Linked DNA regions of Homo sapiens: regions 1 and 3 are each linked to region 2. The links are chromatin loops, found by intact Hi-C in ENCODE. Cell type or tissue: endothelial cell of umbilical vein. All regions are shown on one strand.

The links. Hi-C counts contacts between places; a loop is a spot of excess contacts. Peaks named below come from ENCODE experiments on the same cell type or tissue, not always from the same donor. Only the 100,000 strongest peaks of a DNase experiment are listed, where the experiment ranks them.
Region 1: a loop joins it to region 2, with 5 times the contacts of the local background. A loop is called at or near these places in 2 of 110 quality-filtered maps.
Region 3: it touches region 2 in a loop (2.6-fold over the local background); 2 of 110 quality-filtered maps call a loop at or near these places.

The regions. Positions count from the first base shown.
Region 1 is chr18:55,093,223-55,101,222 of GRCh38, forward strand. No RefSeq gene overlaps it. Among named protein-coding and RNA genes, the nearest start is that of LINC03035, 12 kb to the left of the region's middle. In endothelial cell of umbilical vein, a CTCF peak has its summit at 3,244 (motif pointing right); DNase peaks (open chromatin) are centred at 3,259, 4,709 and 7,749; H3K27ac peaks cover 2,263 bases; H3K27me3 peaks cover 594 bases.
Region 2 is chr18:55,398,496-55,406,495 of GRCh38, forward strand. It overlaps TCF4 (transcription factor 4), which reads right to left. Exons shown (of 20, transcript NM_001083962.2): 6 at 4,959-5,023. Among named protein-coding and RNA genes, the nearest start is that of TCF4-AS1, 50 kb to the right of the region's middle. In endothelial cell of umbilical vein, no CTCF peak of the experiment used is centred here; DNase peaks (open chromatin) are centred at 2,596, 3,466, 4,486, 7,546 and 1 weaker place; H3K4me3 peaks cover 3,762 bases; H3K27ac peaks cover 6,207 bases.
Region 3 is chr18:56,295,187-56,303,186 of GRCh38, forward strand. No RefSeq gene overlaps it. Among named protein-coding and RNA genes, the nearest start is that of LINC03069, 110 kb to the left of the region's middle. In endothelial cell of umbilical vein, a CTCF peak has its summit at 3,935; a DNase peak (open chromatin) is centred at 3,965.

The DNA.
Region 1 (8,000 bases), 310 kb before region 2:
AGTCATAGTATAATAAAAATGGGCAATAGAAGAAAGAGGAATGAGGAAAACATTAATTGGTTTGAGGTGTTTTGAGTGAGTTGCCACTTAAGGATGTCCAGTTACAGCTGTCTAGAGTGAGTTGGAAATATGGGTCTATAACCAGCAGAGAAAAGGGTGAATATACTTATTTGAGAATTGACATTGTTTAGTGGTAGCTGAAGTCATCAGAGCAAGTAAGATCCTCAAGGAGCATGTGTAGAGAAAGAATGAGAACAAGGACTGAAAATTACAAATAAATCCCTGAGGACTATGAGCTATTGAGGAAGTGAAAAAAAAAAAAAAAAGAAAAAACAGAAAAAGAGAAGAGAAACATAGGGAACTTTGAAGTAACATATACTGAAGTTAGAGAGGAGAATTTTAGGATAATGTCATCCATTGTCAAGCTGTAAATGATTATATAGTTTAAATGAGACAAATACTGTAAGAAGAAAATTAAGAAGCCATTGGTTTCCACCCACAAAAATTCAGAGCAGATGATAGTGGTGTTAGAATATGATGGGGATTTGGCAGGTGGGGGGCAAGAGCCAGATTGCAGTGAATTGAAGAGGGCAGGAAATATGGGAAAATAGAGACAGGATCTGAAGGCTCTTACATGATTTCCAGGAAGCATGTGTTTTGAGCCATGAATTCAAACACCAAACACACTACCACAAAAGGATGAAACAACAGGTACCAAGTGAAAAGAAAAAGGTCACATAGGAGTTGAGGGCTAGAGGGTAAGCTCTGTGCATCTAGAGGCCATGATTTATGTGGCCTTTGCAGGGCAAGCCTCATGGGTGTGCAACCTGTGCAGTCACACAGGACCATATGTTTAGAAGGGCTCCATGCTTGGTTTAATGTTCTGCTGTCAGTCACCATCTTGAAATTCTTAATGATTTTTGAACAAGACATTCCCATTTTTATTGTGCATGGGGGCCTGCAAATTATGCAGCCAGTCCTGGGCCTCTGAATCTCCTGCTTGGTCCAAAGCAAAACTGATTGGTATATAACTTAGGTGATCTACTGATCCATGGATATGAATATGTTCAAAAATTGAGCTCATTGTCTCTTTTTTATTTGTTACGCTAAGAGTACCCAGACCCAATTTTTCCTTTAACAATGACATAATAATTCATAACATGTCTTGACCAATTACTACATGCAAGACATTGTTCTATATACTTTATACCTGTTAATTTGTGTAATCATTGCAACAATCCCATAAGTAGGTATTATTGTCTCTATAATAGTAGTAGTGGTTTTTATTGTCATAAAAACACCTACTCATTTAAAGATGAACAAATGGAGGCAGAGCATAGTTAAACAACTTATACAATTCAGAAGGGGTCAATCTGGAGTTAAAACCCACACACCTAACTTCCAAGTCTGTGCACTTCACCAAACCCTTTCAGTCTTTATTCCCAACTTTTCATTCATAGTGTTAGATATGTTTTTGTCACCTTTGTCCCTATTTACTTAACATAGTCCACCACCTGAAACCTGCCCTGTAGAGAGCTGCTGCAATGCTGCAGGAAGAAGACATCCTTCTCCACATGAACCTTCAAAGACATCCTGTGTGAGGGCTTAGGGATCCATAACCTATTTAAAAGTCAGTGGTCAGTGCATACATCTCTCCCACATGGGAAATAATAAGAGCATTGTGACGTGGGCACAGAACAAACATGGTCCCATCCTATGGTCTTTTTCCTGTCCCCTTTCCCTTCCCACTACTCACATAGTTGAGTATCACCAGAACCTTTACTCCTCTTCCAGAAGGGTTGAGTTGAGGTTTGCATTTAGCCCATTCCTCATGCATCTGGTTGAACATTTGGTCACTGTTCAGAGAGAGTTGTACAGTGACTTCTCTCTCCCAGCCCTCCTGTTTCCTCAGATGGTTTAAGTAAGTGAGATCACCAGTAAGATTTGCAGCCCGAGTTCTGCTAAGAGGGTCTATCAGCGTGTGTCTTTGACACAAATCACTGCAGATATAAAAGAATAGAGATGGGAGAGTGGACTTTCAACTTTTCTTATCACTGGAAGTTTTTGAGGAAATGAATCTTTGGCAAAACCCAAATATGCAAAACAATAGAGCAGTATTATAGTAAAACAAATTTATTCCTTCAAAGCTTTGTCACTATTTACTCCCTATGAAGTCAGCCAAAGTGGCAATGGGAGAATGTCTAGAAACATAAACACTGTTAGTGTTTGAGTGAAGTTTGTAGATAGCAACGTAAGACTTATTCAGCATCCATGTGATGCTAATCACGTATTTTTAAAAATTCTGGAGCAGCAATTCAAATTTTAAAATGTGGACTTCAGACTATAACAAAAGATCTCAAGTCCATGCGGAGGAGAAAAATGACAAAGTTCCATACTTACAGCTGTCTTTCCGGGAAAGGTAAAAGAACCAAAATGTATTGGACTTGACAAAGTGCTAGGTAAACAAAGCCATGAGGATTAAGGTTTAGGCTCCAGTGATTAGTAGGGAAGTACAGGATAATAAGCACAGCAGGATGTCCCTCAAGGTGCTTCAGACTCCGGCTGTGTTTATTATCCCATATCAGTATGGAAATCTATGCCTGACTACATTTATGGTGTCATTTAGAACTTTAAAATAGGCACTTATTCTCAGAAAAGGGTTACTAAATTATTCACCCTGTAAGGTTTTCTTGATTAGCATAATTCCACCCATTATCTGCCTTATCAAGAATACCTTTCCACTGTAGGGCATGTGCTCCAGAGAGACGTTCAGGGGTACAATTTCATGGCGTCACGTCAATCCTGAGATACCCACCTTTCGCTAACTTGAAAATAAAATCCCCTTTTATAATTTGCAAAGTAAACTTCTCCAGGTTGACACTTTTCCTGTTGAGGAACACAGTGAGGGATAATCTGTATATTCTTCCCCTGGTTTTCTGCCAAATAGTTTACTTTTTTTATGACCTTTGATGTTAACTTTTTACTTTTCAAAAGGAGAATGCATGACTATCAATGGGCAGAGCCTTCATGTGGAATTTGGGATTTTTTTCATAAGTGCTAAGAAGGCTACGTAGAGAAGCAAGTGTGTGTTTAACTAGAAATGGGGTGATCAGAGGGAGAAAGGAGGCCATGGGGGTCTCATCACTTAACACTAATGGTGCCTCTTCCTGGGAGCTTTTGCGTACTCATGCCTTCATTTCTTTATGCTCATCCATGTCTCTTAAGCACGCCAAGAAGTTTCTGAGCCCACACTAGATGGCAGCATGGTTTACTGGTCATGTGGGCAGAGCCAAGGCCCCAGCAGCCTGAGCCCACATGATGCTCATCCTTGCTTTCTCTCTCTCTCTGTCCCTCTGTCTGTCTCTCTGTCTCTCTCTCTCTCTCACATGCACACACGCACACACACGCACACACACACACACACACACACACACATCTTCTAAAGGGTCCTAGCTTTTCCAATGTCATCTGCAACTCTATCTGGCAAAGTGGGTAAGAGTTGGAAAATCCCCCTGCAAATTGAAGCCATCCCTTCCACTGCACTGTCGGTTTGTCCAAACACTGAGAAAGGACTTTAACTTTGTGCAGCCCTGTTCCTAATCGCATCATCTGGATATCTGTGGTTTCACAAGGTGAATGAGGTCGCAGTTGCTTTATGTTTACTTTGTGAACACCAAAAAGGTCCTTTCGGTTCAGTCCACGCAATCTGCACTCTGTGTGTGTTTGAATCCAAATGCTTCTCTTTCAGAATTGAATATTCCATTTTAAAATGCCTTCCAGTTGCACCCAGGTTCAGCGTTCCTGTCTCAAAAGGAATGTGGAACGGGACCTCTACTCAGAAAGGGAGTGCCCATTGCAGTTTCAAGGGCTGAAGTAGGGGAATCTGACCATAGCATTTGAGAGCTGAATGGGAGCTTAGAGTACATCAAAGTCAGTCAATCTCATTTGACAGATAAGGAAACTGAGACCCAGAAATCTTGACTTGCCTAAGGCCACACAGCTCGTTAGAAACAAAGCCAGGACTGGAAAACTGGTTTCCTTATACTCTGTCCAAGGCCTTTCCCATTGCCCCAGTTGTGATTTATAGAAAGTCATAAATATAGAGCAGATGAAACCCCAGAGCCCTCAGAGCCCAGCTGGTTCACCCCCTGCCTACCCCACCCCCAACCAGCTCCATGAACCTCCATCCAGCCACGCTTGGACCCACCCATGTGCTCCATATCTCTGCCGCCAAAGTCCTCCTCCATGGCCAGGAAGGAGGAGGGATAAAGAGAAAGAGAGAATCGATATTCGTTGGGAAATTGGATTGCAGATACAGAAGTACTGAAATATTGCAGTACTTCCCTTGGCATTTCCTCTTGACCAGAGAAGGAAATACCAGAAATCTCATAAGCGAACCAATTTGGGCAATTTTTTTATACTCAGTATTCATACATTTCACATTTTTTTTCTCCAAACCTTTGAGTACTAATTCAAACCGTCCAGCCTCCAGGCCCCCTGGAGATTCACCTATCACTAAATATTGTTGATTTGCAAAACACACGGATTCTTTTTCTAGAACAGGCTCCGCTTTCATAGCTTTCTTCAGACGCTGAGCCTTTTCCCAATTAAGCGATGGCCCAGCTTCTCTCTGGTTAGGATTACAAACAAACACCACCACCCTTCTGCCTGGGCTCCAGTCACCCCTCCCTTCACTTTGACACATGGTTCTTTTGATCTCAACCCCAGACCATAGCAACAGGCTCCTAATTACTCACCAGCCATAAATCATGGCAGTAATGTGCTCCTTGCTAAGGAAAAGTAGTATTGTTGAGCCATCGGAGCCTGGAAAACTGGGTGTGTTTAGTGTTTCCAAAAGCAAAGCAGTCAGGGAAGGAAGGCAGGAAGAGAAAAGATGCTTTAAATGTTTGTAGAAATAGTTGCTTTGATGTTGAGCCCTCTCCCAGAGGAAGTCAAGAGTCTGCAAACTAAGTCTATATTTTTTCATATTTGGAGAGGTAATAAAATCCATAAGCCCTGCTAGAGGCAGGTGTAAGCTGGGCCTCCTAGAGTGAATACAAAGGAGATGTCCAAGTACTCAGAGTAAGCAGCACAAACATGCTTCTTGCTGTCTATCTCTTAATTTTGTTAATTTAATTTTAGTCACTCACTTGCATGGGAAATCTTAGTTCCTTCTTGTCCTTATGGAATAGTGGTTAATCTGGTTAGGTTTGACATTTTCACTGAGAAACTCTCTGGGAATCCCAAATTATTATTATTTATTTTAAGAGACAAGGATCTCCCTAGGTCGTCGAGGCTCGTCTTGAACTCCTGGACTCAAGTGGCCCTCCCACTTCAGCCTCCCTAGTAGCTGGGACTGCAAGTGTGAGCCACTGCACTCCCAAATTATTTTTTAAATTTGACCTGGACCAGGATGTGCTACTGAGTCTACACAAAAACCAATAATTCTAGTAAAACTGGTCAATGTTGGTCTGATCTGGGGACAGGTCACATGAACTCATTATCATCTTGCTAATGAGGTTTCTGGGTTTAATTGAACTGGAAATCATTCTTTTTAAATTTCAGGATGAGAAATACTGTATAAAGGCTAAGAATAACATATGGACATCCTTCCATTGGTCAATTCTCAGAAACAAATACAAAATATTATGGATTTTTTAAAAATTTAATTGTGTTAACGTTAGACATTCTACTTGGCTGTAACATACAGACAACACTGTGCTGGATAAAATTGTGAGATTTGTCTTTATTCAACAAATATTTATTGAAGATCTACTTTGGGCTAAATCCTGGGGTTATGACAGCTAAGAATTCAATAGCAGACAAGATTAATGTTATTTTTGCTTATATGGTACTTACGTCTAGAACAGGGTTGGCAAACATTTTCTGTAAAGGGGAAGATAGTAAATATTTTAGGCTTTGCAGGTCATACAGTCTTTATCACAACTTCTCAACTTTGCCTTTATAATAGGAAAGCAGCCATGGGTAATACATAAAGAATTAGGCATAGCTGTGATGCAATAATACTTTATTTAAAAACACAAGAAGTGGGCCAGATTTGGCCCATGGGCTATTCTTTGCCAACCCTTGCTCTATAAGGAGACACCTTTAAGTTTAGAGAAGAGGAATCACAGAAGGCTATGAAGGGCAACATGCCTAAATTTGTGAGTTCTTGGAAGGCCTTCTAGGTCTAGTGATCACTACGTTAAGACCTCCTGTGTTGGTAAAAGTCAATCCAGGGAAGTGGACTGGGGAAGAATATTTTAAGGATTAGGAATGGCATGTGTCACTATTTGAAGATAAATCACAGTTGGGGAATGGAAAGAAATTCTGGATCACTGGCTTGGGGGTGGCAAAGGTAAGGTGAGGCTCGAGTCTGAAGCCAATTAAAAGGTTTGAGCAAAATAATCGGAGATCAGACACGTACTTCAAAGAGATCACTTTGGCGCTTATATAGCAAATCTGTTCAGGATCTTTCTAGGAACCTCATTCCCTCCATATCCAAATGGCAGCAGAAAATGCTTTACTGCTCTTTCCTTTTACTCCTTCCTCCCTGGGAGCAAAGGTGCTCCCAGAAGCAGCTAAACACAGTTCATGGGAATCTCTTCCCTCAAACATCTATATTTTCATAGGAATTGAAGCCATGGTTTAGTGGGTGAAGGTCTGATGGTGGTATTTTAGGCAGCAGTCCTTGCAAGATAAAGAATTTCGTTGAGGGAGGAGATGAGAGAATTAGAGCAACAGCCCCCGTGAAATCATACCACCCAGTCATTTTTTCACCAAAGCATAAGAATCTGCATATGAGTTCCTTTTGGGTTAAGTTTTCTGATCAAATTATTCAGTTGGACAATTAGCAATAAAGAGATTTTACTTTAATGGTGGGACCAAGGTTAATATCACCAGTAATAGGGCAGACCGATACTGTGAGCTCCACGATAGGATGCACTGAGAAGCATACAACATCATTACTATGATATTCTTACCAAAGATGCATGACCTCATTCTAATCATGAGAAAATATCAGACAAACCCGGATTGAGGAACATTCTACAAATTAAACAGCACGTCTCCAGAGTGTCAAGGTCATGACAGACAGAGAAAGGCCGAGGAACTGTCACTGATTAGAGAAGATCAAGCAGAACTGACAATTAAAAGCAATGTGGTATCCTGGACTGGATCCTGGGATAGAAAAAAAAGACATTAGTGTAAAAACTGGTGAAATCTAAGTCAAGTGTGGTGGCTGTCCCTGTAGTCCCCGCTACTCAAAAGGCTGGCATAGGAGGATGGCTTGAGGCCAGGGGTTTGAGACCAGCCTGGGCAACATAGTGACTTTTCTATAAACAAACAAACAAACAAATAAATAAATAAAACTGGTGAAATCTAAATAAAGTCTGTAGGTTAGTTAATAGTATTGTGCCAATGCAATTATCTTGGTTTTAATAATTATGTTATGGTTATGTAACATGTTAACATCAAGGGAAGCTGTGTGAGAGGTATGCAGGAATTCTGTGCTACTTTTGCAACTTTTTGTAGTCTCAAATTAGATTAAAATAAAGTTTTTTCATAAAAAGAAGTGAATAAACTTCTTATTCAAATAATCTTGTTATATTCTGCCATTCTAGACAGGAAAGACTGTTAATAAGTGTTTCCTTGTCAAGTTATTAATTTCTCCACTAAAAATGAATGATGATTGCCAAGTTGCTTTTAGATTGTTTCAGGTCTCAAAGTGCTAAAAGTCATCATATGAAAAAAACCAGAGAATCATATTACTTAATTAGTCACTCATATGGAATCTGCCCTTCCTTCTGACAACACTCTGCAGAAGCTTCCCCATCGAACACCACTTCTACCTTTCTCTTCCTCTGGCCTTGGGCCAGTGCTTAGTCGCTGCTATTAAAAAAAAAAAAAAAAAAAAAAAAGGGGGTTCCTTGCTATCTTGTAGGGTTTGTGGAGTATTAGAGAGGGTCTGGCACATTTTTTGGCAGTATTGTAAAGTAGAG
Region 2 (8,000 bases):
CCAGGTGAATGAGACGATTCAACCCCCCAAAAAGTCAGAGTGGGTGTCTCTCCACGGTATGACTTTGGTGTCCTTCCAGAGCCTGCACAGCATGTTAGAAGGAAGAGCTTCCAAAGGACTTTTTTGGGAGAGTGCAGTTTTCTGGTTTTCGTAGGCATGAAAAAGATGCTCACAATATGGTTCATGTACATTGCTATTCAGACCTTACTCCCTCAAAATGGCTTCCAAAAGTGATGCTGAGGAAAGAAACACTAGGTCATTGCAATTTTTGCCCTGCTAGGCACATGGTACACATTCAGGATAAAGCAGACATGGTCCCTGCCCTCCAGGAGTTTACAGAATCCTGTGGAAATCAGCATGCAACAAACACATAAAAATGATGGCAAATTTTAAAAAGCACGATGAAGACAGGTGCTAAGGCCCTGCAAGGGAGAGCTTCCCAGGAAGGATGCATAAGACCTCGATGGATGTGCTGAACACTCAGGATAAACACTTAGGCATCTTAGTAAATTAAAAAGCGATGTGTATTTCTGCTTGCGCAAGGCCTAATTGGCCTCAATTGCCAATTTCGTAATAAACAAAATAATTTTGTACGGTTTTCACTTACATCCTTTCTATTTTGACTTTAGATAAGAAAAACTAAAAGAGGCCAAAAGTTTAGAATTAAGTCATTTGTAATACCTATTGAATCAAAAGTAAAAATAACAAGACAAAGAAATCAATTCTGAAATGTGAAATTCATTTTGGAATCAACTACATGCTTAATTTCGATGAACCAAAAATGAGCAAGCCTATGGGCAAACTAAGAAAATATGTTTCCTCCCTGGTCTCCAAGTTTCTGGAAATTAACAACAACCTCCTAGATTAGGTCTAATTCTTAAATTCCATTAGTCATTTTAAGATGTAAACATTAAATAACTGTATCAGCAAAGTCCTATTTGATCACTTGCTGAAGAAGAAAAAGAATTTGGATGAGGTTAAAGCCTTGGACTTCACTAGAGAAAACAAGATATGGGCTGGGACATTCAGTTGTGGAATTCTATATAAAGATTTGAAGATTTTCACTATATCACTAATTTTCACTGCCTTTTAAATGAAGTTCATATGCAATATATTTCCATGCCTTGAATAATCAAATTAATGCAAAAAGCCTAAAAGCATTTTCAAGGTCATATGTTGAACACAAGTCATTAATACAGGGTATATTTCTACAGAACATTCTAGGAAATGATAAAACCTAGCTGCACATTAGAATAACCTGGGGAGTTGTCAGAAAAGCACAGGCCCAGCTCACAAGATTCTAATTTGATTGGTCTCAGATAGGCAGCTTTCTTTCTCTCTCTCTCTCTCTCTCCCCATCTCTCTCTCTCTCTCTCTCTCTCTCTCACACACACACACACACACACACACACACACACACACACACACACAATACTAAAAATGAAACCATGGCTTTAGACCTGGGCTATATCCCAGAAAGAAAATACAAACAATTCCTGATAATCAACTCTAAACTTCCATTTAAGGGGAGAAGTAATAACAAGTATTTGTTTTGATATCATCATCTCATTAAAAAAATAGATTTTAGCAAAATTTAAAAGTTTGCAAATCACCCAACATTCTATTCAAAGCAGCAAAAAGAAACCAAAACAAATGACATTTTTTCCCTTCTGGCATTTGCAATGATGCCCATTAAGTTTTAGTTATTGGCTATTATAGTATTAAGGTTGGACTAGCTTGCAAAAAACTTTATTCCCACTCATTTTCGTTTCTGTCAGACTTTCCATTATAAATTTCATTTTCTCTGCCAGTTAAAAGGAGTATGAGGTTACCATTTGGCAAGAACATGTTAAGCTGGGTGTGATTTCTGTACCCCAATTTGATTTAAATTAGTTTTGTCATATTTAGTAAGAACTCAAAAAAGTTCGTTTGGCTACTTTTGCTTATCTATTGATTCATTTTCAACACAATTTTAAAAGTCTCAAAAAGTCACCATGTTTATTTCTGATAACTTCAGGTGGAAATGCATTAATGAAATAATATCTCATTACTATTTTTAATGAAAACAACTTAATTGCTAATAAAGAACCTGCCGGCTTTCATTCTTCTGCTAAAATATATCCATTTAAAAAAGCGTCATATGTCCATCAGTATTAGTGTTAAATCCTTAGGAGAAATCTAAAATATATATCTATTTTTAACTTGATATATTTCTGAAACAACACACGTCTCACAATAATAATGTATTCCTCCAGGACAGCGCTTTGCTACCTGTTGCTTACCACCACTCTGTCTCTACACCAAACAAAAGGCTATTGAGACTGGAAGAAGCATGTTTCCATATAGCACTGCTCACCCCTTTAAGTCCATAGGATACACTGTTATAATACGATAAAGCAGCTTTTGGAGCTCCTTAGGGCACACCATCTGAAGGTTTCCTATTCCGTATCTCAATCATGTAGTAAACAGAAGAAAACAAAAGCCTCCCCTCCACGAGTCACTCACCTTGTCACACAGTGGGGAATCATTTCAGCTGTGATCTGCTATTTAGACTTGAAGCCCAAGATACTGAGATTTTGCCTTTCTCTTTGGTTTGCATAGCTGATGTTGTAGACAGGGATTCAAATAACAATACGGCACAAGAGAAACTGATTCACTGGAAGACACACTATGGTCTGTTCTATTCTCAAATTTCACAGAAAGCAGAAATTCATACTCTGTACATTTTTCATCTTCAGTCCCTATTTTCCCTCTGTCAGCAAATTTCCAAAATTTCACTTTTATTTATCCCTAAGTAATCACACTGTTTATGGAGATTGCTGCGACCACGCTAAGCACAGAGATAGTAGACTCTTGCAAGACTCACAACCATGAAGCACAAATTAAGAATGAAGGAATCTCCACACTCCACGGCTACATTACGAAGGCTTTTTAAGAAAAGCATATGCAGTCATAGTGCTATATACAAAAGAATTTTCCTGGACATTAATGCCTCAAAACGAACCTCCCAAGGCCCAGAAATTCAGCCATCACATGCCAATCCATCCACCTCTCTTCCACCCTCTGCCCCTTTCCACTTCTCACCTTGTGTTTGGAAAAAAAAAAAAATTAACTTCAGTTTCACCCGAGGGAAGTATTCCCCACAAACGGAGAAAGGAGGGTCTGTGTTCTGCACATACACAGACAGACTCACACGGTCTGGATGATGCTTTCACAAGTTAAGGGGCCTCACGCTTACTCAGCAGAGGAAATCTTTGTGTCTGTGAGGAATCACGCCAATTCCTATTAGTAAGAAAGGATACAGGGGTGAGGAAGCCTATTCTCTCAATGACCAGAAAAAGGGGCCCAGCGAAAACAGAGACCTCTGCCATGACCATCTGCAGAAAGGAAGGATGTTGTCAACTTTCTTCTCCCCAAAACTCTAATGACCTCCGCCTTGACCCTCAGAAACCAGACCCACAGGAACACGGTCTTCTGCAGGAACTGAGAGCTTTACACCAGAGACACAGCACTCAGAGGCTTGTCGCCCAGGCTATCTAGCCCGAACATTTGCACTCACATTCCAAAGATGTTTCCGTTGCGCTGGAATGGCTGTAAATTTCTTTCCTGCAGAATTCTTTCCAAACAAACTGCCATGAACTGCACTCCGGCAGGAGCTCTTAACCAAGCACTGTTCACCTCAATGCAACAAATCTTTCAGATGCCGAATATGACTGAATTGGTGGCTGGGCCAAGGGAGTAAACTTTAAAAATGCAAATATATACAGGGAAAAAACAAACACACCAACCCACCAGAAGTCGTACCTTCCTATGTCTGGTACGTAAAGGAAACTTTCCTCATAGGCTCGATTTAATTACAAAAACAAAACTTTGCTTACATTTTTCAGGGGTATATTAAATGGGCTGTTTAAAATAAAATTAAAATAGATTTTTTTCCCCCATCAAGAACATCAGAGGGTGAGAGAGTTCAAGAGAGTAAGCATCCCCTTTCCAGCATTTGAAAAAAAAAAAGTACATTTTGTTTGCGTGAATAATAAAAACAGTAGAGAGCTCTGAATATTAAAGAGGATTATTAAATTCCATCAAGAGTTTTCCAAAGTAAGAAACCAATGCACTTATAAAAAGGAAGTATAAATTTTTAAAAAAGATTTTAAATACATGATTAATACTGATACTGAACTGAAAAAGAAAGCATCTATAAAAACTCAGTTGTCTTGAAACAAAGCTTATACTTTTAGCTATTGACAGTATTTTTAGAAATAGGCTCTCTCTGGAGAGTTTAAAGTATACAAATGCAAAGTGCCCAGAGACACAAACACACACATGCTATACCTTTGTATTACACTGGCATTTTATTATTTAATTAAAGTACTCTTATTTTTCTAGCTCACGCATGCTTCCCTTGAGACGGCTTTGCTGTTAGCCTGCTGGCCTTGACTTCCAGCCAAAAACAATTCAGAAACAAAAAGGGACAACAAATCATATTTTCACAGACATTTTTATCCCTCAATACAACCCTGTTTTCACACAACATCATACAGCCCCTATGAAAACTATAATTTAGGGCAATAGCCACCCGAAACCCAGGGTCTGACACATGACTCCGCGAAGTATTTCCTGCGTAAGAAATTCTTAAGTTCTTAATTGCAAATAAACTCTTTTAATAGAACCACTTTCACCGACATTGCTGGTTTGCAAACAGTGCCACTGGTACCGGCTGATGGATTAAAAAATAAAAACAAGCCCATGAATGTAGTTCTGATACAGCAGCGATCTAAAGATGAGGTGTTTATTAGTTCTAAGCTCTGTGTTATTTCATTACTTAAAGAGAGAGCCATCATCTGACTTGCCGGTGCATCTTTGGTGTCACAGTTTAAAATGCATCATCTAATTTAGAAAACAAACTGATTTACCAGGTTAATCCTCTCAACCCTTCCGCAACAGAGATTCTCACTTACCTGGTGGCAACCCTGTAAGTTTGATTCTCTCCCATAAGATGAGTATGAGCCCCTTTCTGTTTTACCTGCCAAGAGAAACGACAAAAAAGTGTAAATTGTGTTTTTCCTTAAAAAAAAATCTCCTCCAGGTAACAGACATCTACTGCTCTTCCCCGATGTTTACATACGTAAAGTAGGCACTACTGGCAATGTATGCAAGCAAGAGAGGGAATAACACTTCCTCACTCTGGCTATGATAAACTGGAAAAAAATATCCTTCATTCCTATTCTTAGCCAAACTGCTCCACACTTCCAAAAACTGTCATTCCAATGGCCTCCACTTTCTCTAACAAACAAATCGTAACTCCTTATTTTCACTTTCTCTTGCACAAAATTTAAACAATTTCATTTTTATTTACACAGCAGGCAAATTATCTATGTAATGACCCTAGCCTAGTAATTCCCATTGATTATATTGACACTTAATAGTGAGGCCAAAACTAATCAATCACAGGCTCTCCAGATGGTGAATTTAGCAAAGAAACTATTCAAAATTCTGAGTCTCTCTCTCTCTCTCTTTTTTAAAAACTCCCTTTCCCAGGAGTGAACCCCATCATGATCAAGATGATGATGGAATTTACATTTGGGAAACAGGGCTTTTGAAAAATTGCCTACTCTGAACCCAAGTTCAGATTCCACCAATAGACCCAGCAGGACAAGGGATCATGGAATGTGAATGTCTTGTTCCAATTCTAACAACCCAATTTTTATCTGTAGACTGCTCTACAGAGATCTATAGACCCTTCGATGCTATTCGGCCACATCTAAGAATAAAATCAAGGGTGTTCATTTGTTTCTTTTTAAAGTTTAACCCCAATAATCATTAGGGAGGATAATGAAATCACATTACAAGAGATCTAAGCAGTAGAGTCCAGATAGTGACATGTGGAGAATCATTGTAGAAATCTGTCCATACCAGAACATTAAAAGGGGCTAAAAGAGGCAGGCAGGTGCCTAAGACCCCACCCCACGCAAGTCTAAAGGATACTTCTTTCGTCAAGACTGGAGCTTTACAGTAATTGTACTTGATACATAGGACTACAGTATTCCTTTTTCCAACAGGAAAACTCTAAACTTGTATTTTGAGAGGCTGAATAGATTTCCTTCTGAAGTTTACAACCCCCAAGTTTTCCCCTCTCAACTCAACACGAATGCTAAAAGTAACAGTAGTCTTTTTATCTTTTAGGTCAATGGCAATGGCAATGTTATTAGAGTATGCCTTCCTGACCCCACACAAAGAATGTATCTTTGATACATTTATATCCATAAATTTTTCTATGTGGTCAAAAGGGTATCCTGTATCCAAGTCATTACATATATAAAATGGATGGTGGTTTTCAAAGAAAGCCAAACCTAAGTCTTAAAATTAACCCCGTTTCCCAGTATTAACTTTTCTACTGATTTTAATGAATCTTAAAGTTGGGAAAACACCTCCGCCCCATTTCTGGTCTAGCGCTCAGCGCAAAGTATAAAATCAATGCCCCATATCAGTTTCAATTTCAGTGAAACAAGACACCATCGCACAGACTGTCAGTCTTAGAAGATCTAACAGAATAACTTCCATTGTATGAGGATTTTGCACTGAAGAAAAGATAAATTTATACTTGTATCAGCAGTGTGAATGGTCACAAAGACATATTTACTCATCTGTGTACATCAAATTTAAGCTACTTATACCCTTTAACTTCTCTCTATAAATATTACTAACAGAAAAGGCTCGACCTTCATGAGCTATCAAAGGACGCGTGTCCTTCCTTAAGCTCTTGCATCTAAGAATGCTTCAATATCACCATTACATCACTTACTTTGATGTAATATTCACTTGTTTAACAGGTAGATAGGCAGGCAGGAAGCTGGGCAGGTAAGGAGGCAGGCAGAAAGACAGAAAGATGGATAAAGTAGAATCTGCTCTGACTTCCTAAGAAACTGAACATCTAGTGTCCTGTTTTGGTAATTTCTAAAAATCCAAATTGTAAAATACAGTTTAAGGAAGAAAAAGCATCTATTTTTTTCTCTAGAAGGAATTCCTGAAGCTATCCCCTGTAGAATTTCACCACTCAGCATTATTTCCCAACTTGACTCCAACACACAGAACAGGAGGGAGGAATCTTTCTGCCAGGATTTGCCTCACTTATAGATATAAGTTGGGCTACTCCTTCCATTATTTTAAAGATAAAAGGGCAGGATTTTAAAAGGAGAGAGAGAATAAGTAGGAGAAAAACAAAGAGAGGAAGAGTGGAATGCAAAGAGCAAGAGGTAGGAAAAGAAAGAGGCAGGAGGGAGAGGAGGAGGAGAAGAATATGAATTCACGCTGCAGAGTCCCCAAAGTACTCTTGGCTACATGGAACCCAGCATTCTTTACTATCATATCAGATACAGACTGCTTAATCTTAATTTTGCTTGTTAAAAAATATTTATCCAGATACAAAAATAAACCCACTGCAAATTACAAGTTGTCAGGGTTAAAAATCTACTCCTGTTTGTGTGGGGGAGGATAAGAGACCAGCATAGACATGAATCATTCTCAGTAATTTGAGTGTTTCCATGACATCAATGGGCACCCGTCCAGGGCTCTGTCGAAGTCTGCGAGGTACCAAAGAGGCAGCACAGCCAGCAGGAGGCTGGGAGGTGGACTTTTTTTTTTTTTTTTTTTTTTTAAGGATTATGCTCCTTGTAAAGATTTCATCTGTAGCATCCACTTTTACCATCAAATAGATCGGTCCAGAGATCATGAACAAACACATTTCATTCTGATAGTGTAAGCTTTTAACTTTATTACATCTTTTTGTTCCCCAATTCAACTATAAATCTGCCCTCAGAGCCAGAACCCCTGTTTGGGAGCAAAATAATCAGGCACTGTGGATAAAGCCCACGCACCTTCTCAAACATAAAATCGCGATTCCTATCATTTTTTTTAAAGACTAAAAGCAGCCATTTTAAAAGGACACCTCAGTTTCTAGAAAAGAAACTATCTTTTGTGTAAATTATCCATTAAAAATTAGC
Region 3 (8,000 bases), 900 kb after region 2:
GCACAAATTAAAATGAATTTTACATACATTCTCTTCATAGTTGCTGGCGATTTGCATGTGAGCCTGGAAGTGAATGCCGTAGCGGAGGACATTACAGCCTGCAGCTGCTACCTGCTCCAGACACCTACATGGAGTTTGCTGACAGGCAGCCCAAGTGGTCTCAAGGCTGGAATCCTGACAAGCACCGCACCTGCTAAGGGAATTGATTTGATCAGAGCTTGTTTAGAGGCAAAGTGACAATAATGAAGATCTCTTCCCTTATCAGGTTACAGATTGCTCTCCCATAAGCCACCGGAAATCTAAAGACTCATCAGAAACTTAAGGGAAATTCTCACCCAGCTGCTTTCTCTCCTAAATGACTTGTCTACTGTTAGACTGATGGCTTAGGGCTTGGCATGAGGATTTCATCCAGATGTGGTGGGCTTCAGGCCCCAGCACATTCTTCCGTTTAAGTGGTGGCCTGAAACCTGCCATTGGAAGACATGAGGCGAGAATGTTTCCAAGCTCTTCAGAAGATATTAGCATATTGCTCAAATGTCCTTTTGGGCAGATTTTTGTGTTCCTTATGCGTTAGATTAGCATGCTAAGAATATGCTTTCTCATGAAGACTGAGAAGAGTTGACACCTTAGACAGGAATGGCCAGGCTCTGTTAAAGAAAGATGTTTGATGAGGTAGCTCAGCATATTAGCCTGGTTCCCAATCACAGGCCCAAATAAATAAGATGGAACCCAAAGGAATTCGGCTGTTGTCTGCCAAGCAGTTTGTCAAGGCAGCAAGCTTTATTTTTCAACCACACTGTCCTCAGGTAGAGACCATGATGCTTAGTGCATGCACCATTGACCTGCAAGTGTGAGAAAACGGGGAAACATCTAGGCAAAACTGGGAAGATTGCTAGATTCAAGGGGAAGGACAGTAGGAGGAAATGCCACCATTCCTCTAGAATTTGGATGCTTGCTGTGGACTATCACTTTGGAAAGAATCTTGACAATTGTATTAATTTTATAATAGTTTTCTGATGCATTAAAACCACCTTATAATTCAACACACCACTTGCATGTAGAAATTAAAATGTATTGATCCACAACTTTCTTCATGTTTCAGTTTAAGAGTGATTAAAGGAAGGAGCTGCATTTTTTTCTTTTATATCACTTTCCTGCAAAACGGGGAGAAAACAAACACAGGTGCTTTAAAATTTTCAAGGTGCAAACTAAATTACACGATGCCCAGGAGTGTGCAGTAGCATTTCTTTGTTTGAGCATGGAATAAAAGACAGATAATTAGGAAATTGGGAGTCTATTAATTTTCCAAATTTACTCATGCAAGAACCACTGAGCTATGGTGATATTTGCTTACCTCGTCATTATGCAAAAATATATTAGCTAATTATTTTGACTAATGCAATTAAGATATGCATATTTAGCATAAACCATACAATAGAAATGTTACAGTCAGCAATTGCTGAGTTGCGCTCATGGGTAACAGAGAGGCAAAAGTCCCTGCTCAGTCTCCAATGGTAAGCCACAAGATTGCTACAACTCTGCCTGCACTGTTATTATTAGTTTGGTTGCAGTAATTAATTTTCTTTACAGCATGACTAGGTGGCACAGCTAGCAGTGGTATTAATTTTTGTTATGAGACACCTGAAGATGTCAGCTTTTGAGCAGCAATGTTTGCACCTTTAATTGCCTTAATCAGTGGAAATGCAGTATCTTTTTCAGGGATCCAATTAAGAACGCTATTGTTATTTTTCTTTTCTCTCTAACCCTTACTAATGAATACAGGAGCTAGTAAAAGTTAAGGTGATTGCAGTAACTAAGAGGGGCATCTTCTGTTCTTAATCCAGGGAACCCACTGAGCCTTGAGCTCCTGAAAGAGAGAGCAAGGCTTTCGCGGAAACTTGTTGGGCTCCATCATCCCATAAACCCTTGCAACTCAAAGTGTGGCTAGTGGACCAGGCTGGGCCCACCTTCAGACCCTCTGAATCAGAATCCGCATCTTAATAAGATGCCCAGGTGATTAGCATGCTGTAGAAAGAGATTAAGATTTTTCTCAGCTCTCATTGTACCCTGGGTCAGCTGAGGATACCAGAAAAATGAAACAGGAAAGATGCCAGAATGAAAAGGCAAAGAGAGGAAAAGGTTTGGGAAAACAGTATAATGAGGATGGGGCCCCTACCTCACAGATTTGCTCAGAGTTGGGCCCCACAAGAGTCTCTTCCTGGGCTCTGGCATGATCTTGTCTAAGAATGTCAGCCAAGGCTTCCTAACTGTATACCCCCAACTCATGCCTCATGGCACATTCTCCACAAACTCCACCAGTCGGACCTAGATCTCTGGCTGCTCTTTGCTTCTTTCTCCCTTTGTTCTTGCACATCAAGAGTTACATGGGTCATGTTTGTTACAGTCTCTGTGTTACCAAGATTTTTACTTCCAAGAACGTTTCTGTCTAACTGGCCTAGAACTTATCTTGACTGGCTCTTCTCTCTCTGTCCACCCACATTTCATGGCATCTTATCCTACTAGAAAACACTACAGGGATCTTTTATCTCCACTCCTGGCCATAAGCTGGCTCTTCAGGTTACAAACAGGTACACCTGAAATCAAGGCCCTTTCATTTGTATCTCCATCCCATGTTCAGCTCCTGAAATTTTGTGTCCGCAGAGTCAAGCTAGGCTTATTAGCTTCTAAAATTTCTTAGGCCAGCACAGCTTAGGAATAGATGAGATGGTCATTAGCAACAGTGGAAGACAGATGCCTTTGCCAGTAGAAACAGCAGGACTGGCCAGGCGCAGTGGCTCATGCCTGTAATCCCAGCACTTTGGGAGGCCGAGGTGGGTGGATAACGAGGTCAGGAGATCGAGACCATCCTGGCTAACACGGTGAAACCCCGTCTCTACTAAAAATACAAAAACAAAATTAGCCAGGTGTGGTGGCATGCGCCTGTAGTCCCAGCTACTCTGGAGGCTGAGGCAGGAGAATGGCGTGAACCTTGGAGGTGGAGCTTGCAGTGAGCCAAGATTGCACCACTGCACTCCAGCCTGGGCAACAGAGCCAGACTCTGTCTCAAAAAAAAAAAAAAAAGAAAAGAAAAGAAAAGAAAAAGAAACAGCAGGACCAACAACTGAAACAGAAGCACTCTAACTTAGAGTATAGAAATGATTACCTTAGAAGCTCCTGTAGGGGCTGAATTGTGTGCTCTCAAAAAATTCATGTTGAATTCTTAATCCAAGTACCTCAGAATGTCTCTTTATTTGAGACAGGTTCTTTACAGAGATGATTCAGTTGAAATGAGCTCATTAGGGTGGTCCCTAATCCAATATGACTGACTGGTGTCCTAACAAGAGGAAGTTTGAACACAGGCAAGTACAAGACAAGGGTGGACATGATGGGAAACACAGGGAGAAGAGGACAGCCATCTATAAGCCAAGGAGAGAGGCCTGGAGCAGATCCTTCCCTTACAGCCCACAGAAGGAACCAAACTTGCTGACACCTTCATCTTAGATTTCTGTCCCCTAGAACTGTGAGACCATGAGTGTATAAATTTGTTTAAGCCATCCAATCATGGCACTTTGTTAAGTGGGACTTAGAAACTCATACAGCTCCTTAAAAAAAAAACAAACATAAAATTTTGTCCATATATTTATCCCCTGATGGCATCTAACATCACAGCAGGTGTCACATAGTAGTTGCTCAATAAATATTCATTGAGTGAGTGAATAGATGAATAAATGGACACATGAATGAATGAATGATTTAAAGAACCATTCTCAGGTCTTTAAGTTAAGATCTGTCTTCTTTATTTGCGCCTGATTCTGTGGAATTTCTGTGATATGTGCCTTTCATTCCAAGGGGAAATGAAAGTTGATCCTTGAGCAAACACCCTAGAGAAAAGCACTGGTAGCCTTGGGCTTCTCTTTCCAGCCACAAGGGGCTTTTAGTTGGTCCTTCAAGGAGTTTCCAATGTCTCAAAGAGCATGAGTCAGCAGGGTGGCACACATATTTGTTTTCACATATTAGTCATATATTTGATAGAGTGTACAGCAAATGTATGTGATAACATAAAATATATTTTAAAATTACAAATTTGGACAGCTGTCATGACATTTGAAAGAGTACTTTAAAAATACTGCTACATCCATTTTTAAATGCCATGCCAAATGGCTAAATTTGTCAGCCTTTCCATATTTTTTATATTTGCTTGTTTGTTTTGATTTTTGAAAAGGAACTCACCAGGTAATTTCTGGGCAGCTGGTCAATAGTCATGAAAACCCTGCTTTGTAAAAGTTAAATAAAAAGTGAGTCTAAAATGAACCCTGCCCAACTCCACCCAGCGTGTCCTATTTAACAGACTACTTTGGGCAAAACGGCCAAGAAACTATCAGGAACTAAGTGGGAGATTTAGCAAACTTGAGGTTGGCAGAACAACGAGAAAGCACAATTTGGGGTTCAGGAATTGGCATTTCAAACCCTGTGTGCTTGTAATGAAGTTGACACATGCCCCATCCAAGGGAGGGACAGGGCTGCTTTGCTCCTGTCAATTTTTGCCGTGAAGAAGTACAGACCCAGACAAGGAAACCCAAAAATGCAAACTTTGAAAAAAAGTCCCATATTTTCAATTATAAATTTTTAAGAACACTGCACAAAGCCAAATGAAGCATGTCAAGAGGCCACATGTGGCCTATCACCTGTCATTTTTCAACCTTTGTACTACTCTATGTTCAAAAATATTTCAGGCCAAAGAGAAACCATACTGGTTTCTCACCACATACCTATTCTAAGGAATTTGGCTTTTGGAGCTTAGATGTGAAACTCCCTTATAAACTTATTACTTACACACACACACACACACACACACACACACGTATTTACTTGATATTATATACATATAAATGTATTTAAACAGTAAAATTGCCATAGTAGGAGAAACAAACATTGGCACAGATAATCTGCCATATTATGGGATTTTGTTTATTGTTGGTTTTTACCAGCAATTGCAAGATGTGTCTTTCTGATTTTATTCAGATCAAATGAAAGTCTTTAAATTGGTTTGCTTTGTCTGAGCTTCTAAGAGCAGAGAGGGAGGAGTTGAAGTCCACATGTGTGATGGTGGCAGAAGGAAGATTGCCCAGAACAGGAAATTTGCCTCGGATCACCAAGTGTCAACGGTAGAGTGGCAGCGTTAAGTTGTCCTTTGGAATTGAGCTAATCCTTAAACTTAGTGCATATCCAAAACATTAGCTATCTGCTGTCAGGCCTTTATGTGCCACATGCTGAGTTAATTAACACAGAGACACTTGATACTGGAACCCTCCAGAGGGGAAAACAGAAAGCAGCCCAGGCCTGAGAACAGACAGAGCCCTTGGGGGGATGGAAAACACGGGGGTCTGTTCAGGTTTTATTTCTTTCTGCTCTTGTGATACAAGGTCAATGGGTTAGTCAATCCCATTTCTGTTCCATTATTGTCTGTTGTAATTCCCAGGAAGACATCTTCTATGAATAATGAAGCCTTACTGCATTCTGAAAATTAAACATCAAAACTACCAACATTCCCTCCATGATGGTCAAAGAGAAAAGTTCGATGGAAAACCGACTTGCCCTATAAGACAGCAGCTCTCTCTTTAGAACCCATTACAAAAACAATGAGAGCAGTTTCTGCTCAAAATTTCATTCTTATAAATGTATTTATGTAGATCTATTTACATAATTCCATGGAAAACACACCCAACGTTTTCTATTTTTACACTGTGGTGAATGTGTGTGCACACACAAAGATTTCTTGTAGTCTTAGGGGCTAGATAATAGAGAAAAACATTCTATCATTCATCCACTTCTAGAATGCTGCAGGCAGGGTCTGTCTTGGAGGCTCATGCCTAGGAGTCATGGCGTAGTGTGGGATGAAATATCTTTACAGGAAAGACAAGTGGAGACTAATGGCAAGTACTTTAGTAATACTATGAAGGCAAAGAAACCTCGTCTTGACTAGCTAGTAGCAATGGGAATGGAGAAGAGGGGAATAGAAAGAGGATACCCTAAATGAGAAAGAAATAAGACTTAGAAAACAACAAAATACAAAGCCAATGTGTCGCTGAGGTTTCAGGCATGGATGCTGAGGATGTCAGTGCTGGGAGAGAGGGAGCAAGAGTGGCTGGTGGAAAAGAGATGGTCTCCCATGGTGGTTGGTCACCAGCTTTGGAATAAGACTAACAACTCTTGTTAGACATGCAACCCCAGGGAATTCCTTACACTCTTTAAACTGCTGATTCCTTAACTATATATACTATAAATGATGACATCTTCACAGGGTGGTCATAGAAGGATGAAAAGAGGAAAAGAACATATCAGAGGCACTAGAGTATAGCACTAAACAGCATTGATGGGAGTCGACAAATTTCTTTCCCCTTAATAATCATGTAGCCTTGGGAAAGTTATTCAGGGTCTCCAGGCCTCACTTTCCCCTTGTGTGAAATGAAAATGATAATAACAGTGCCTACTTCATTAGTTCGTTGTGGGGATGAAATAAGACAATATATGTAAATCACTCTAAACAGCGATTGGTATGTAGCAACTACTCAGCATGCATTAGCTATTATGAGGTAGCGTGCTTAGCACAGTACCTGGGACAAAATAAGAGCTCAATGAACAATAGTATGATCGTGCTGATGCTGACGGTGTACGTGGTTTTGACAAATAGAGCTGTAACAGGACATCAGGAAGAAAAAGGCCACTCAACCGAGATATGGAAATGAGGAAAGAGCCTCAGAATAGCAATGACAAACAACGTCCCATCCCATCCAGAGGCCTCCCAGTTCGGGAGACACAATTTGGATGGCCACACTTGTGCCATCACCCTCAGCCTTGGCACTTCTCAGACACAGGCTACAGACTGGGCATCCTAGAAACACATGAAGCACCACGGTGCAATAATGGAGAAGCAGCTCAGACTCCCCGCCACCTGCCCTGCGTGACATCACGGTGCTCACCTCTCCGCAGCCTTTCCTACAACTCACCCCACAACACCCCGTCATTGCTACTGCCATGATTTTGGCTAATTTTGCATTAGCCATGTGGACTGTCGGATGGTTTCTGCTGTATTTTGTTGCCCTTTCAAATATTTCTTAAATAGAAGATTGTACCATCTGGTGGGCAATCTGCCTGTGTGCTATCTCACCTATCCCAGCGTGGATTCCAGTCCTATTAGGGAAGGAGCGAGGGAGAGAGGAGAAGCTGTTTGCTAGCGAGCTGCCTCTGTCCGCCGGCAGCCCACTGTCACGGGTCTCCTCCCTCTCTCCTTGTGGCCTGGTTCTGCGTGCACAGCAGTCAGTTTCTGTTGCTGAGTATGTTTCTCCCACTCACTCCACACCCTGGCTATTACTCATGGGGCTGCAGGGAGCAGATGCCTCCATAGATAGACCTCTCCGACCTGTGCTGACATTTTACCTACCTAAGCATGGAATGGTGGTGCTGCTGCACTTCCAAAGTGGGAGGGAGAGTGGCCAGGACTCAGTTAAACTCCACACGCCTCCCTACATCTCTCCCTTACATCACACATCTCTACTCCACCAAGTCAAAAAATTGATTGAATGTGCTCAGAATTCTAATGGTACCTAAAGAATGAAAACACCCACAGGTATTTTATGAAAAAAAATATAGGGGTGTGTGTGTGTGTTTTTTATATATATATATCCCATACAATTTACAGAACTTAACAGAGGCTTACAGCATATTTAGCTTTTATTCTACCACAGGGAAGGGAACACCAATTGTGCATGGGGAAAATGCAGATTTGATGTTTTGGGTTTAGAAGATGATGCTATTAACAGTCACATCAAGATGTCAGAACATTATCTGGCAAACTTTTTTGGTGGGAACAAAAACAACTTCCTGCTTTTTTCCATCTGGGGGTGAGTAATAGGCTCATGGCAAATCTCAAATAATTGTCAAGTATGGCAATTGTTGAGTGGTCACCAATGGGAAAGCTATACCCCGGAGGCCTAGGGTTG